2 separate regions of the Homo sapiens genome follow, and region 2 is linked to region 1. Evidence: read pairs that join two places in POLR2A ChIA-PET (ENCODE). Cell type or tissue: GM12878. All regions are shown on one strand. Links, peaks and the distances in the headings refer to the core of each region. The heading gives the core; the rest is flanking DNA.

Region 1 (7,874 bases), core at 3,477-5,976:
TAGTTGATTATAAGAGAGTCCCAGAGGAAATAAATATAGCTTAATCTTATTATTTTTCCTTCTTTTGGTTACTTCTATCAGGTTAAATTGAAAGTACTCAGTTAGCATATCTAGAAAATGGCCATTTTCAAAGAATATTCAGTCTGTTTAGAGGAAGACCCGATTGAAGACTTAAGATATAGTTAAAGAACAATTAATGGGCCGAGCGCGGTAGCTCATGCCTGTAATCCCAGCACTTTGGGAGACCGAGGTGGGTGGATCACCTGAAGTCGGGAGTTTGAGACTAGCCTGGCCAACATGGCGAAACCCCGTGTCTATTAAAAATAGAAAAATTAGCTGGGCATGGTGGCGGGTGCCTGTAATCCCAGCTAGTTGGGAGGCTGAGGCAGAATTGCTTGAACCTGGGAGGCGGAGGTTGCAGTGAGCTGAGATTGTGCCACTGCACTCCAGCCTGGGCAACAGAGCAAGACTCCATCAAAAAAAAAAAAAAAAAAAAAGAACAATTAATGGCTGAAGTTGATTACTAGTATTGATTATACTTACAATATGATCTTAGCTCCGGGGATACAGCAGTGAATAAAATAAAGTCCGTGCTTTCAATTGTGTCCTAGTAATAGAAAAAAACAGGCAGTGTATGGGAAAAGGGTGTGATTGAAAGGGTAGGAGCTATTTTAGATATAATCAGTTAACTTAGGCCTTGCTGATGAGGTGAAATTTGAGTAGAGATCTTAATGAAATAAAGGAGCAAGTCATATTGATAATTTGAGGGAAGAATTCTTTAGGCAGAGAGAACTGTAAGTACTAACTCCTTGAAGTGAGAATGTACTTGGTTTTTCAAAGAATAACGAGAAGAGGAGAATTTTCCCGTTGTTCAGCTTAAGCGATCCAAGGCTTGCATATTCTTCTTGGTGTCTGTGCTTTTGGCCCCCTCAGAATGGTTTCTAAACAACACAAATGTTGATGCTAAAATTTAATTTTACTGTAGTATGGAGCAAGGAGGAGAGTGCTATGGGGTAAGATTAGATAAAGGGAGCTAGATTACCTGGTAAGTCATGGTAATGACCTTGTATTTTACTCTGAGATGATAACTCATTGCAGGGTTTTCAACAGAGTGGAGTTACATGCTCCAAACTTTATTTAAAAGGATCATTTTGGCTTCTGGGAAGAGAGAGACAGGATAAGCAGATGGCAAGGATAGAAGCAGGGGCTGTTACAATAGTTAAAAACAATAATGAAGACTTGAGTCAGTGTAGTAATGGCAAGAAATGGTTAGAATCAGCATGTGTTTTGAAAGTAGAACTGACAGAATTTGCTGATAGATTAGATGAGGATTATGAAAGTAAGAAAGTAGTCAAAGGAGATTCGGAGGTTTTTGCCTTGAGCAACTACAAGATTAGAATTGCCACTTATAGAGTTGGGAAACAGTGGGAGGAGCAGGTTTGCAGGAAGGAGTTAGACATTTGGTTTTGGACATATTACATTTTTACAATGGTTATTAGATAACCAAAAGATCTCAGGCAGTTGGATATACAAGTCTGAAATTCAGAGAAGTTCAAGTTGGAGATAATAAATTTGGGAGTAATTAGCATATATAAAGCCATGGAGTAGATGTGCTCACCTAGGAAATGTGTGTACTTAGAGCAAAGAAGAGATCGGACTGCCAAACTCTGGACACTCTAACATAGAGAAGTTGAAAAGATCAAGGGAGTAGCCAGTGAGGTAGAGGAAGAACCTAGAGAAAGTGGAGTACCAGAGATCAGGTAATCTGTGTTGGGTAATGCCAAGCAAGTCTCCTAGTGTGATCATCTGAAGTCCTAGAGTCTAATTATGGTTTGGTTTTAAATAACTGGGACATTGGATAGTTCACTTTACCTTTTAGGGCCTTGGGGTGATCTCTAAAGTGAAGGGCTTAAGTAGATTGTCTCTAAACTTTCTCCTATCATCATCATAAACATCATAAACATTCTATAATACTTTATAGTTTACACAAAGCATTTTCATAAGTTTATCTCATTTAATCATCATAACAAATCTATGGGACCTAGATATTTATACCTGTTTTACAGATGAGGAGATTAAAGAAGTTTAGGAGCCGGGTGCGGTGGCTCACGCCTGTAATCCCAGCACTTTGGGAGGCTGAGGTGGGCGGATCACAAGTCAGGAGATCGAGACCATCTTGGCTAATGTGGTGAAACCCTGTCTGTACTAAAAATACAAAAATTAGCCGGGTGTGGTGGCAGGCGCCTGTAGTCCCAGCTGCTCGGGAGGCTGAGGCAGGAGAATGGTGTGAACCCGGGAGGAGGAGCTTGCAGTGAGCCAAGATCATGCCACTGCACTCCAGCCTGGATGACAGAGTGAGACTCTGTCTCAAAGAAAAAAAAAAAAAAGAAGTTTAGGCACTTGTCTAAAGTTACACTATCATAATCAGTGAGAAAGTTGAATGCAGTTCTGCCTGATCTCAAAGCCTGTGGTCTTTCTATTATATAGCAACTACCTTTTTACACTAATATTATAGAGCTCTGTGATTGTGAGCTTATTTATTTATTTATTTATTTGAGATGGAATCTCACTCTGTCACCCAGGCTGGAGTGCGGTAATGCATTCTTGGCTCACTGCAACCTCCACCTCGCAGGTTCAGGTGCTTCTCCTGTCTCAGCCTCCCGAGTAGCTGGGACTACAGGCACGCACCACTACACCCAGCTAATTTTCGTATTTTTAGTAGAGAGGGAGTTTCAGCATGTTGGACAGGCTGGTGTTGAACTTCTGGCCTCAGGTGATTCTCCTGCCTTGTCCTCCCAAAGTGCTAGGATTACTGGCACGAGCCACCGTACCCGGACTAATTTAATTATTTATTCAATGAATATTTGATGAGCACCTGCTCTAGTGGTCACTGCTCAAAGTGCTGGAGATACAGTTGTAACCAAGACAAAGTTCCTGCCCTCATAAGTCTTTCATTCTAGTGGGGGAAACTGACAGTAAACAAACATGTTAATAAAGAATATAATGTAAGGGCCATAATAAAAAATAAAGCAAGATAAGGAAACACCATATGTTGGGATGATGATCAAGAAAAGCCTCTCTGAAGAGATTGCATTTGAGCAGAGTCCTGAATGATTTTAAGTAGTAAGCCATGAGAAGATATAATAGAAGGGAGTTCAGCAGAGGAAACAGCAAGTAGAAAGATCCAGAGGTAGGAATGAGCCAGGTGCATTTTGTGGAATAGTAAGAAGGCAATTGGTTGGGCAGGAGGCAGACAAAATGCATAGAGTTGTGGAGTCATTTAGCCCTTGGTAGGGGTGGGAGTGGGGGTTAGTTCTGACTTCCATTAGGTAATTTGGTATCTGACTCTGGGCAGAGTATCTGACGTTTTGGAACTTTAAGTTTCTTATCTATAAAATAGAGATAATAAAATAAAGGTTACCTTGAGAATTGAACGAGAGAATGTATGTAAAATCCCTAGACCTCAAACATTAACATGTTTAATGTATACCTACTATTGTTGACAGTATAATAGGCATTTATTCTACTTTTATCAAATCAGTTTAATTTGTTTTTCTTTGTTTTTTCAGTTTGTTTTAGTCAGTAGATCTTAAAGTTCTTATTTTATGCCAGGGCTTTACTAGGTAATTTCTCTGAGCATGTCTTTGTGTTGAAATAAGAAAGTGTTGGACAAAAAAGAAAATGATTTAGAAGTTGATGAGTAGGTACAAAAATAGCAGCTTGGGATTTTGGTAATTGCATCCTCCGATATATTCATTTATTATGGAAAGAAACTGCATGTGCAATTCTGTCATCTTTCCTCATCACTGGATACTAGCTCTACTCTGGTGCTTCCCTGTCAGGCTTCCTGCTGATCCAAACCTGCTTGCCTTGGGAAATTCAGATAAGAGCCAAATCCTCCATCCTTATAAGACCATCTGTTTTCAGACCCACAGATGCTGCCCTTGCAATTGCAGCCCAACACAACTGGAATGATTTATTCATCTCTAGGTAACATTTGTGCACTAGCTTTCTAACAAAGTACAGTATCAGCTTTACACTTAATGAAGCATCTAGCACAGATGGTGAACTGCACTGTAAAGGATGCTCCTGGCTTAGAAGTGGCTGATGGACAGGTAGAGGTAATCTCTTAGTCCTGAGAGTGTAGCTAGAAGGAGCAGTAAGAGCTTCTTGTCTAGTAAAGTCTTGATTGTGTCTGGGCCCGATGGCTCACACCTGCAATCCCAGCGCTGGGAGGCCGAGGCGGGTGGATCATGAGGTCAGAAGATCGAGACCATCCTGGGTAACACAGTAAAACCCCATCTGTACTAAAAATACAAAAAATTAGCCAGGCATGGTGGCATGCACCTATAGTCCCAGCTACTCAGGAGGCTGAGGCAGGAGAATTGCTTGAACCTGGGAGGCGGAGGTTGCAGTGAGCCAAGATCGTGCCACTGCACTCCAGCCTGGGCAACAGAATGAGACTCCGTCTCAAAAAATAAAAATAAAAAAATAAATAAATAAAAATAAAGAGTCTTGATTGTGTATCCTATATTCCTGGAGTGTTTGAGATCATTTAATTCAATTGATTTTTTAAGTTAAATGTTGTACCATTTAACTGTTGAATTGAGAAAATGAAGACCCAGATAGGGGAAGGGACCTAAGTTGCATAGCAGATTGAAATGCGCAGCCAAATTAATCATCTACTTTGTGCTAGCTCTGTTCTTAGGTTCTTTACTTAACATTATCTTATTTAACCTGTAAGTTCCTTTTTGTCTCATCTTCTTATATTGAGGATCTAACTACTGTAGTAGTACTTTTCTTCCATAACAAAATACTTTGATAGTCAAATCTCCATAACCAAACATAGTTGCTACAAACAAATGATGCTTACTTTTAGAAAAATCTAGATGAATGTGGCTAGAGCTAGTCTGAGTCTTTGCCTCAGCCCCTCCTACAAGGTGATTTGGGGACGCTCTGTTTAGAGGGCAAGCCATGACAATGAAGACACTCTTTGTCACCTCAGAGAAGCTTGGTTTCTCTTTTGGAATGTTTGGTTTTAGTAAATTACTTCCTTTTCACTTTAGGTTTTAGGCTCTTTGACAAGCCATCTGCTTCTCAAACCCAATTTCCTGTTACCAGCAAGGGCAGTTCAGATGGAGAACAAAAGATTTCTTTAGTTCCTAGAGGTTTTGTGAGAGTGGGAAGGCTACAGGGAGAGATTGCATCTGCTTATTGTAATTCATTTGTGATGTGTGCCTGACTGGCAGTAATTTACCAGGGACTCTGCTGGGCTGGGTGAGGAGATAAAATTCTGGAATGGAGATCTATCAACATGCATTTTGGCTATTTCAATCCTTGCCAGTATTAGTCAGGGCTCTGAAGAGCTTGTTGGGGTTGATGTTGCTACTTCACTCTCTCTCTCTCTTTTTTTTTTTTGTTTTTTGTTTTGGAACCTGCATCCATTGTCCAAGTTTTTAATTTGTCCTTTATTTTTCTGTTCAGTTGCTTTTCCTGGTTGCTAATTTGTTCAGTGAGTGGCTTAGTATAATGCAATTCAGCAGACTGTGTTGAGTGAATATTTAGTAATGAATAAAATAAGATATGGGGAACCTAACATGAGGTAGTAGAAAAGTGTTAGTCAACCCAAACATGTGGCTTCAAGTTTCAGACCTTGGGTAAGTCATTTAATTTCTGAGCCATAGTTTTTTCATCTCTGAAAATGGAGTTATAGATATCACCTTTCCCAAGGTTACAGTGAGTATTAAATGAGAGAATATATAGGAAAGGATCAAGTGTTAAGTTGGTGCTCATTAATTATTCCCTTCTATTTTTCTTCCTATCTCCTTAAGGAGTATACATGGGGAAGTCAGACATTTATGCAAGTGTGTGTGTACATGTGTTAGTTTAATATAGTTCTAAAAAGTGGCTGGAATTTGCCACCATCATTGGGAATTGGGAAGTGAAGGCTTGGGGCAGATACATGTCTTCCTTGAAACCAGACTGAGAAATACTTTCTGATAAGCTAACATAACACAATGTTTGTGTGCTTAAAGAAGACCTCAGGAGGAAAAATGAAAGAACCTGAGGGTAGAGGCCTTGAGCTGCTGATTTCCTTAGGGGGACCATTAGAATGTCTCTGGTAGTCACTGTTCTCTTAGAAATGGAATAATTTGCTTCACAATAAGCTGAGAACGGAACCTGGAGTTTGTAAGTATGAGAATTGCCTTTTGGGAACAGCTAGTACATAGCTTGGAAGATTATAGCCACTCTCACTCTGCCTCCTCTGCCTCCCGGGTTCAAGCGATCCTCCTACCTCAGTCCCCCAAGTAGCTGGGACTATAGGCGCATGCCACCATGCCCGGCTAATTTTTGTATTTTTAGTAGAGACGGGGTTTCGCCATGTTGCCCAGGCTGGTCTTGAACTCCTGAGCTCAAGCGAACTGCCAGCCTCGGCCTCCCAAATTGCTAAGATTACAGGTGTGAGCCACCATGCCTGGCCTACAAAGTGTTTCTTGATCTGATTTCTGCCTGCCTTTTCAGCCTCACTTCCTACTGCTCTTGCAATACTGTATTAATTGCAGTTTCTCAACTCTTCTGTGCTCATTTAGACTAGCCCTTGGTAGTTTTTCTTTTATGTTACACTTCCCCTCTTTTCTGTTCCTCTGTTTTGCCTGACAAACTTCTACTCTTTCTTTAAAACTCTTCTCAAGCACCATGTTTTGTGTGAAGTTCTCCCTGACTTCTGAAGGGGAAATGCTATGGCATGAGAGACCTCCTTCCTCATACAAAAATCTAACTACATGTTGTAGCATCAATGATTAGTAAACACAGTGATGCATCTCTTAATGCTTTGTCTATGACCCATTAGTTTCTTTATTTTAGTGCCTTCATTGGAACACTCAATTTATCCACATATGGATCCGTTCACAACAGATATCTTTGGAATCAGGAAAATAAATGCAGATACGGTGCAGCATCTTGCAGGACTCAGCAAATTATTTTTTATTGTACCTCTTGCCCCTATGAAGTGAATAACCATCAATAAAACAAACCCTAGGTTTGGAGAGGCCTATTATTATTATTATTTTTTGAGACGGAGTTAAGCTCTTGTTGCCCAGGCTGGAGTGCAATGGCATGATCTTGGCTCACCACAACCTCCACCTTCTGGGTTCAAGCGATTCTCCTGCCTCAGCCTCCCGAGTAGCTGGGATTACAGCCATGCACCACCACGCCCAACTAATTTTGTATTTTTAGTAGAGATGGGGTTTCTCCATGTTGGTCAGGCTGGTCTCGAACTCCTGACCTTACGTGATCTGCCCACTTCGGCCTCCCACAGTGCTGGGATTACAGGCGTGATCTACCGCGCTTGGCCTGGGGAGGCCTATTTATTCTCAGGTTGATGGCTGAGGTTCACCTGATATGATTCACCATTGACAAACTTTGATGAAGACAAGCATGTTTATGCTTTCTTTCAAATAACTTTTTATTTGTGGTCCCAAATTTCTTCTGGTATAAATAGGATCTGAATTCTGTCTTTTATGTTGGGGCTTTCCTGTATATCTGGTGATTCTTGGTTGTCTGTTCGTTGTTAAAAGTGGAATACTAAAAAGCTGATTAGAAGTTTTAAATGCTGGCCGAGTGTGATGGCTCACACCTGTAATCCTAACACTTTGGGAAGCTGAAGTAGACAGATTGCTTGAGACGAGAATTTGAGACCAGCATGGGCAACACACTGAAACCTCATTTCTGCAAAAAATAGAAAAATTAGCTAGGCGTGGTGGTGTGCCACCTGTAGTCCCAGCTACTCAGTAGGCTGAGGTGGGAGGATCACCTGAGCCCAGGGAGGTTGGGGCTGCAGTGAGCCATGAGTGACAGAGTGAAACCCTGTCTCA
Region 2 (7,874 bases), core at 2,451-4,950, 220 kb after region 1:
ACTGTGTGGCCTTGGGCAAGGCCCCTTGCTGGGCCTCAGCTTCCCCATCTGAATGATGCAGGGGTGAGGAAGGCTAGAAAACATGGCTGGTTTCTAAGAGTCTTTCCAGGTAGACAGTTCTGGCATTAAAGGCCCTGGCCCTTTTCTTCCTCCTCCTGCCCTTCTGGCCTGCCCAGAAGTTGGACATCTCATCACCAGGCCCCATCCCAGGGAGACAGGGAAAGGCGGGGGATACCAAGAAACCCAGAGTGAGACCTCAGTGATTCAGGCAGCTAAGAAAGATGGAGCTATCGGGACCTTTATTGGGGGAAGGCGTCCCTCCCCATCTATCCACCCCTTCCCTTCCACATCTGCTCCTTAACCTCCAGTGCCCTGTCCTGGGAAAGGACTGAATGTTTGTCCAGGAGGTTGGGGAGTGGGGTCCCAGCAGTCCCTGGAGGCCCGGCTGTGGGGCTGGCTGGCAGCCAGGAACTCTGCCTCCCCGCTTCCTGCTCCACAGCGCTGTGCGGGAGCAGGGCCTGCTCACCCCCTGGGAACCAATAAACAGGAAACAGACACCAACCTTGTGCTTGCTCCCTCGGCTGGCCCCTCCATCACACTGCCCCCACTGCCTTCCCACTGGCCCCCGACCTGCTGCACCTCTCCAGACCCCAGAGTCTCAGGATCACAGGATGTCAGAACCAAGAAGTCACAATCTCAAAATCACAAATAAAAAAGAGGTCTGGACTCTTGGAAAAGAACCCAGAATCCTTCATCTTGAAACCACAGGATTCTAGACTCTGAGAATGACAATCTCAAAAGCATACACTAAGTGGCCACATTTCTGAGAGCTGTCTGGAGCCAGCGCCCAGGGCTGAGCGCTCCACAAGCATTCTCTCTTTGGCCCTCATAATAACGCCTTAGTGCCCCCATTTTACAGAGCAGTAAACTAAGGCTCAGAGTTGGGATCCAATGACTTGTTAATATCACCCGGCAAGGGGTCAGAGTCAGTTGTGATTTTAACCCTTATCAGTCTGAACCCAAAGCCCACCAGGCATACAGACACTCAGACTCACTGAGCCCCACTTCACAGGCCGCTTCCAGTGAGGGGCAGCTTTGATGCAGAGAGGGCTTTGCCTCTGCTCTCCTCCCCGTGTGGGCTGAGCTATCCTGGACATGTCACAGGGTGGGGCTGGTGGTAACAAAAGGAGAAGAGCTGGTGAGTGGAGCAAGGACAGTGGGCATGTGGCTCAGCCTCCAGCCCCGGTTTCTCCCTCCTCCCCACCTCCAGAGAACCAGGCTCGGAGCCACTGACTATGTGGGTACTGTAGCCAGGCCCCAACCTGCCTTCCTGTCTAGAGCTTTGTCTTCTGCTTCACGGCTGGAAAGAGGTGCCCAGCAGCCAAGAATCTTAGAATCATAAAACCTTAGCATCTCAGTCATGAGGGGAGGAGGTAACATTTCTTGAGCACTTACTGTGTGCCAAGCCCTCTTGGCATGCTTTCACTTAATCTCAGCAGTAGGCTGGGTGCGGTGGCTCATGTCCATCATCCCAGCACTTTGGGAGGCCAAGGCGGGAAGATTACTTGAGCTCAGGAGTTCAAGACCAGCCTGGGCAACATAGTGAGACTTTGCCTCTACTAAAAGTAAAAAAAATTAGCCAGGCATGATGGCGCATGCCTGTGGTCCCAGCTCATTGGGAAGTTGAGGTGGGAGGGATTGCTTGAGTCCAGGAAGTCAAGGCTGCAGTGAGCCATGATTGACCCACTGCACCCTAGCCTGGTTGAGAGAGTGAGACCCTGCCTCAAAAAAAAAAAAAAAATCATCATCATCTTTTTTTTTTTTTTTTTTTTTTGAGACGGAGTCTCGCTCTGTCACCCAGGCTGGAGTGTGGAGTGCAGTAGTGCAATCTCGGCTCACTGCAACCTCCGCCTCCCAGGGTTCAAGCAATTCTCTTACCTCAGCCTCCTGAGTAGCTAGGACTACGCCCTGCTAATTTTTTTTTTTTTTTAGTGGAGACAGGGTTTCACCATATTGGCCAGGCTGAGTCTTGAACTCCTGACCTTGTGATCCGCCCGCCTCGGCCTCTCAAAGTGCTGGGATTACAGGCATGAGACACAGCGCCCGGCCGAAAAACAAAATAATCTTAACAATAATCCTCTGTGGAGTGAGGGGATACTGCCCCCATCGACTACAGCCTCGGGGGAGTAGGTAAGTGCTTGCCTGGGTCTGAAAGCCAGCGTGCGGGGAGACAGCATTCTGGACAGCACCCTTTACCCTCCACATGCCACCTCCCTGAAGCCTCCCTAGGCCTCTCAGGGATGAAGGGACCTGACAGTTCCTCTGGTCAGACAGCACCAATGCCACCAATTCCCACATGGAGCTCCCAGAACATGGGGTTTCTTTCCTTCTGCCGCTGGGCTCTCAGTTCTGCCCTCAGATGGGGCAGCCTGGCAGAGACGTGACTCCCACCCCCTCCCTAGGTGCCCACCTTCCCTCCTTGCCCTGGATTTAAACTCTCCTATCAATTGCCCTTCTTGGGAGCGGCCTCATCCCACTTCTAGTCAGCAAAACTATGGCCTGCCACCTCTGGAAGCCAGGCCTGGCCCCAGGAACACATTGGCACTTCTGCCCCTGCCCCACCAGGCCTGGGCTCTGCCTGCCTCTGGACCTCACCCACCTCAGGAGGCTAGGATCCTTGGTGAAAGCTCCTGGCAAGGAGGGATGGTGTCCAAGTTTTCCCCGTGTGTCCCCACTGCCCAACACGGAGCTCAATGATTGACTGCTAAATGAATGAATGACAAATGAACATGGAAAGAAATAGCAAGTTAAATGCAGTGGGCCTGAGTTCGAAGGTTCTGCCCCGGGACCAGCACCAGCTGGGGACTCTGAATATCAGGAACCAACAGCCTGGTCCTTTGCCTATCTGTGCAGTAGAAAGAATAATGGCCCTGGCATTACATCCTCATGCTAATCCCCAGAACCTGTGAATATGTCACCTTACATAATAACAGGGACTTTGCAGGTGTAATTAAGGATTCTGAGATGGGAAGATTATCAAATTATCAGGTAGGCTTTAAGAACACAATGAATCACAAGGGTTCTTAAAGAAGGAGGAAGGAGGCCGGGCGCAGTGGCTCACGCCTGTAATTCCAGCACTTTGGGAGGTCGAGGCAGGCGGATCACGAGGTCAAGAAATCGAGACCATCCTGGCCAACATGGTGAAACCCCGTCTCTACTAAAAATACAAAAATTAGCTGGATGTGGTGGCGCATGCCTGTAGTCCCAGCTACTTGGGAGGCTGAGGCAGGAGAATTGCTTGAACCCGGGAAGTGGAGGTTGCAGTGAGCTGAGATCGTGCCACTGTACTCCAGCCTGGCAACAAAGCAAGACTCTGTCTCAAAAAAAAAAAAAAAAAGACGGAGGAAGGAGGTACGGGGTGAGCAAGAGATTTGAAGATGCTGGGGAAGATGGGGGAAGGGGCCACAGGCCAAGGAGTGCTGGCAGCCAGGAGAGGATGGTAAAGGCAGAGGCGTTGATCTCTCCAGGGCCGCCAGAGGCGGGCAGGCCTGTCAGCACCTGGATCTTAGCCCAGTGAAACCCTTCAGACTTTTGATCTCCAGACTGGAGAGTAGGAGATCTGTGTTGTTTTCAACCACTAGATGTGTGTAGTTTGCTACTGCAGCAACAGGACACTAATACACCACCTAGACCTCTGCAATCAGCACAGGTCTTCCCACCTCGGGTGTGCTCTGCCCTCCCCTCTCACCCTGTTCCTGCCTGGCGGCTTCTTCAAGCTCCACTGGAAAGAAACCATAGGAAGTTTTGTTTGTTTGGTTCTTGCTTTTTGTTCTGAGACAAGGTCTCACTCTGTCGCCCAGGCTAAAGTGCTGTTGGGCAATCACAGCTCACTGCAGCCTCAACCTCCTGGGCTCAAGCCATCCTCCCACCTCAGCCTCTCGAGTAGCGGGACCACAGGTCTGTGCCACCACACCTGTTTTTTATTTTTAGTAGAGGCAAGGTCTCCCTGTGTTGCTCAGGCTGGTCTCGAACCCCTGGGCTCAAGCAATCCTCTCACCTCAGCCTCCCAAAGTGCTGGGATTACAGGGGTGAGCCACCACGCCCGGCCCAGATAAAGGTTTACTGTCCCGTCAGCTGCAACATCACACTTCTGGACAGGCCCCACAGTGAGCACCACAGCCTGCCACAAGTGTGGAAAAAGACCCTATCTGGGGGTGGGGGGGATCCTAGAGCAGGAGGCGATGGTGGGGAAAGCACGTAGCGGGTAGACCCAGGCCTGAGTCCCGGCACCACTCTGAACCTGCCTTCTCAGCAGCCTAGTGGGATGGTGGGTCCCTGCCTGCCAGCACTTCATTCTGCAACCGAGATCCTCCTTAGAACTGGGTCCTTTCCCAACAGCCCTGGGAGGAGGTTTATCCTGGTGCCCAAGAGCATGGACAGCTCTGTGGCTCTGAAGGGGGATGGAACTTATTGAAGGCCTCACAGCAGGAAGGTGGTGAGGCAAAGCTGATCTCCTGACTCCTAGTACAGACACCAGGCTGTCCCTAGTGAACCCTAGAGCTACTGGAGGGTTGGGTCCTGGAAGTCCCTCCAGGGGCTCAGGCACTGTGGTTGGGGCCCCAAACCCCTGCATCTCATGGGCTGAGGTTCACTCACTGCACAGAGCCCAGCAGCCTGACAGTTTTCCTCTGTGTCTGTCTCTCCCAACCCCCAGAATGCCCCAGAGACCCTGGGAGCTGAGAATTAGAGGGAGGACATCATGGGGGGAATCAACTCCCATGGGGAGACATCAGCTCCAATAGGCTCCTGCTTCCCAGGGGACCCAGGGCCCCCATTTCAGGGCTTGCCAGCAAGGCGCCAGGCTGCCTGGGCACATTTCCCAGTAAGTACGCCAGGGCTTCAAGCCTTTCTGGGAAACATTGGCTCCCCCTTCCCCCACCCTGCTACCGCCATCCCTGCCAACTCTGCTTAGTGGGAACTCTGTGGGACCAATGTACGGTCTGGGAGTCAGGACACTGGGAGCCAAATCCCATACTCAAGCTTTGGGGCCTTGGGCAGACCCTGCCCACTCTGAGCCTGCTTCTTTATTGGACTATTGGAGCCATGGCAATGCCCACGTAGCTGGAGGATCAGATGGGAGGGATGGGGCTACCTTGGGGGGTAGGGGGAGGCATGAGCTCCCTGTCCCAGGAGACATGCACGCTGGAGCTAAATGGGTGTCATGGTGGCTGCAGAGGAGACACCAGTGGGATATGGCCCTGTCACCTGCCTCACTGGGACCCTGTGGCGGCTCCACTCTCCTAGCCTTTCAGCCAAGCCAATGTGGGTCTGCAGGGGGTGGCCAGTGTAGCGCAAAGCCCAGTCCACCCTGGGGACTTTTCAAACTCCACCTCCCCACCCTAAGTGACCCCTCACACACTGCCCAGCCATGTGAGAAGTTGTAGCTCTGTGTTCACCTTGAACATTGGGGTCCAGGCCCTTGAGGAGCCCCTGGGGCTGCAGCAGAAACCCACCACTCCACCATCTCTGCCTGGGCCCAAGCCACCATCATCTCTTGTCCAGATTATTCCAGCAGCCTTCTGACTGGCCTCACAGCCTCCACCTGGCCCCTTGCAATCTATCCACATGGAGCAGCCAGAGCAGACCTGTGAATGCTTAAGTCAGACCAGGCCACTATTCCACTCAGAACCTTCCAACAGCACCTGCCCCATCTCACTTTGAGTATGTGCTGAAGTCCTCCTATTGGCCTACATGATCTTCCTCACCCTAACCCACCTCTGATCTTCTACTTCTCTGCTCCATCCATACAGTTCTCTTGACTGTTTCTCAACCACCTCAGTGCCTTTGCATCTGCTGTTCCTCTCTGCCCAGAATGCTGTTTCCCTCAGCCACCTGACCTGCTCCCTCACTTCCTCCAGGCTTCTGCTCAAATGTCACCTCCTCAGACAGGCATTCCTGATCTCTTGATCTAAAGTACCCCACCCTGTCATTCTCTACTCCCTTATCCTGCTTTATTTTTTTCTCGGACCCTACCACTCCCTGACACAGAATATCTCCATTTACAGACAGGCCTCCTCCCTAGTCTGGAAGCTCCACAAGGACAGGCTTTTGTTTTGTTTGCTGCTGTATTCCCAGGCCTAGAAGGCCTGACATGTCTTATTGCTCAGACAGTATTTGTTTAATGGATGAATGCATTACCCTATCAAAGGCCACCTGAGTCTCTGAAACAAACTTTTACTGCACACAACCTGCCATATTTCTTTCCATCTCCTAGCCTCTGCTCATGCTGTGCCCTCTTCATAGAGCCTCTCCCTCTTGCTCAGTGTTCAAGCTCAAGCTTAGGCAGAGCCTCTTCTAGGAAGTCCCTCGGCCAGTTTCCAGGCTAGTCCCTCAACATCCTAAGCCCCTTCGAGTTGGCTTCTAGATCCTACACTCTGTGTGCCTCGGCTCCCAGGAAGCCTGGGGGTGCCTCCACCCTGCTTTGGGGCAGCAATGTGTAGCCTGAAAGATCACAGATGGGAGGGTGGGAGGGAAGCAGGAGGGGTAAGTCCCTACACGGGGAGAGGGGGCTGGGGACAGGATTAGCAGCAGCCTCTCCGCCTCCCAAACCCAGCTGGTCCCAGAAACGTGGGGCTGGAAAATGTCAGACTCAACTCTAGTCCATCCCCCAACCCTTCCTCGCTGGGGAGGACTCATTCCTGGACAGTGTTCCCCCCAAGAGCCCAGGCCCTTAGGAAGGAGTTGGGAGGAGATGTGAGGAATAAACAGAGGAAAGGGGCTGCCCTTCTGCCTGTCCTCCCTCATCTCACCCCCTCCTGCTGGGTGACAAGACATTTAATTATAGATATTTGGTACCGCTCAGAATTCCAAGTGTCCTAATCACCTCCTCCTTTCCCCCCAGAACCAGTTTCCATGGAAAAATCACACAAAGAGCCAAGGAGGGGAAGGAGAGAACCTCCACCCCCGCAGGTTCCCCGCCAAAAGGGGAGAAAGAAGGGTGACTAGAAGAGCTGTTGCCAGACCTTCATCAGCAAGGCAGGGAGCTGGCTGGGTAGGGAGGGGGTCTGAGTGGAGAGGAACAAGGCCAGGGTCCTGGTGCATGGGCCTGGTTCTGCCCGCCCTTGCTGTGTGACCTTAGACCTAGCATTCTCCCTTTCTGGGTCTCAAAGTTCTTCCCATCCCAACCCCAGGCCCTGGTGAATTAAATAACCACTATGAAAGTGTTCAGGCTGTTGGGGATGTGGAGGTGACACTCCCAACTGTCTGCTGACTTGTCCCCGCTACTCAGATGGCAGGCCAATCTCCTTGGGACCCCTCACCTCTAAGACACTGATATGCTAGGATTCAGGGTGAATCCAACAGTCTTCGACTCTAAGTCTGCACTGTAAGATATCCACAGCTTTCACAGTTGAAGAATGAAACAGATAGTGTCTGGCACATAGCAAGCACTTGATAAATGTTCGTCATTGTTACTGCTATTTCAGTATGTTAAAATTTCGTGAGTTCATCTGCCTATGATGCTGAGAGACAAGTCACCCCCTGCTGTGGGCTACAGTTGTGGCATGTGTCAAACGGGTATCAGGGACCTGAGGGCAGAAGGTGGGACTGCAAGACTCTGCACTTTGAGGCTGGGGCGGGGGAAGCTCTCCCTCACAGGAAGAGTTGTTGACCAACCAGGCTACAGTGGGCCTCAGTGGAGGTAACAAGAGTGTGGGAGGGGCGGGGCAGGGAGGCCTGACAGCTCTGCCTCCTCACCTCCCGGCACACAGACAGGCATTCCTGGAATAAATGACCCATGAGCTACTGTTACTCCCTGTTCTCCTGGGTTCATGCAGCTATTGCAGACAGCTGCCTTTCTCTCCCCTCCAGCCACA

What was found. ChIA-PET counts read pairs that join two places held together with the same protein. Peaks named below come from ENCODE experiments on the same cell type or tissue, not always from the same donor. Only the 100,000 strongest peaks of a DNase experiment are listed, where the experiment ranks them.
Region 2: POLR2A ChIA-PET joins it to region 1 with 6 read pairs; 4 of 35 experiments call an interaction of 5 or more read pairs at or near these places.

What each region holds. Positions count from the first base shown.
Region 1 is chr11:73,535,886-73,543,759 of GRCh38, reverse strand. The region is part of intron 1 of FAM168A (family with sequence similarity 168 member A); the gene reads left to right. Among named protein-coding and RNA genes, the nearest start is that of FAM168A, 58 kb to the left of the region's middle. In GM12878, for the core only: no CTCF peak of the experiment used is centred there; a DNase peak (open chromatin) is centred at 4,949; H3K4me3 peaks cover 672 bases; H3K27ac peaks cover 1,083 bases.
Region 2 is chr11:73,314,589-73,322,462 of GRCh38, reverse strand. The region is part of intron 1 of ARHGEF17 (Rho guanine nucleotide exchange factor 17); the gene reads right to left. Among named protein-coding and RNA genes, the nearest start is that of ARHGEF17-AS1, 9.2 kb to the right of the region's middle. RefSeq lists enhancers at 1-402, 403-1,055, 1,056-1,709. In GM12878, for the core only: no CTCF peak of the experiment used is centred there; no DNase peak of the experiment used is centred there.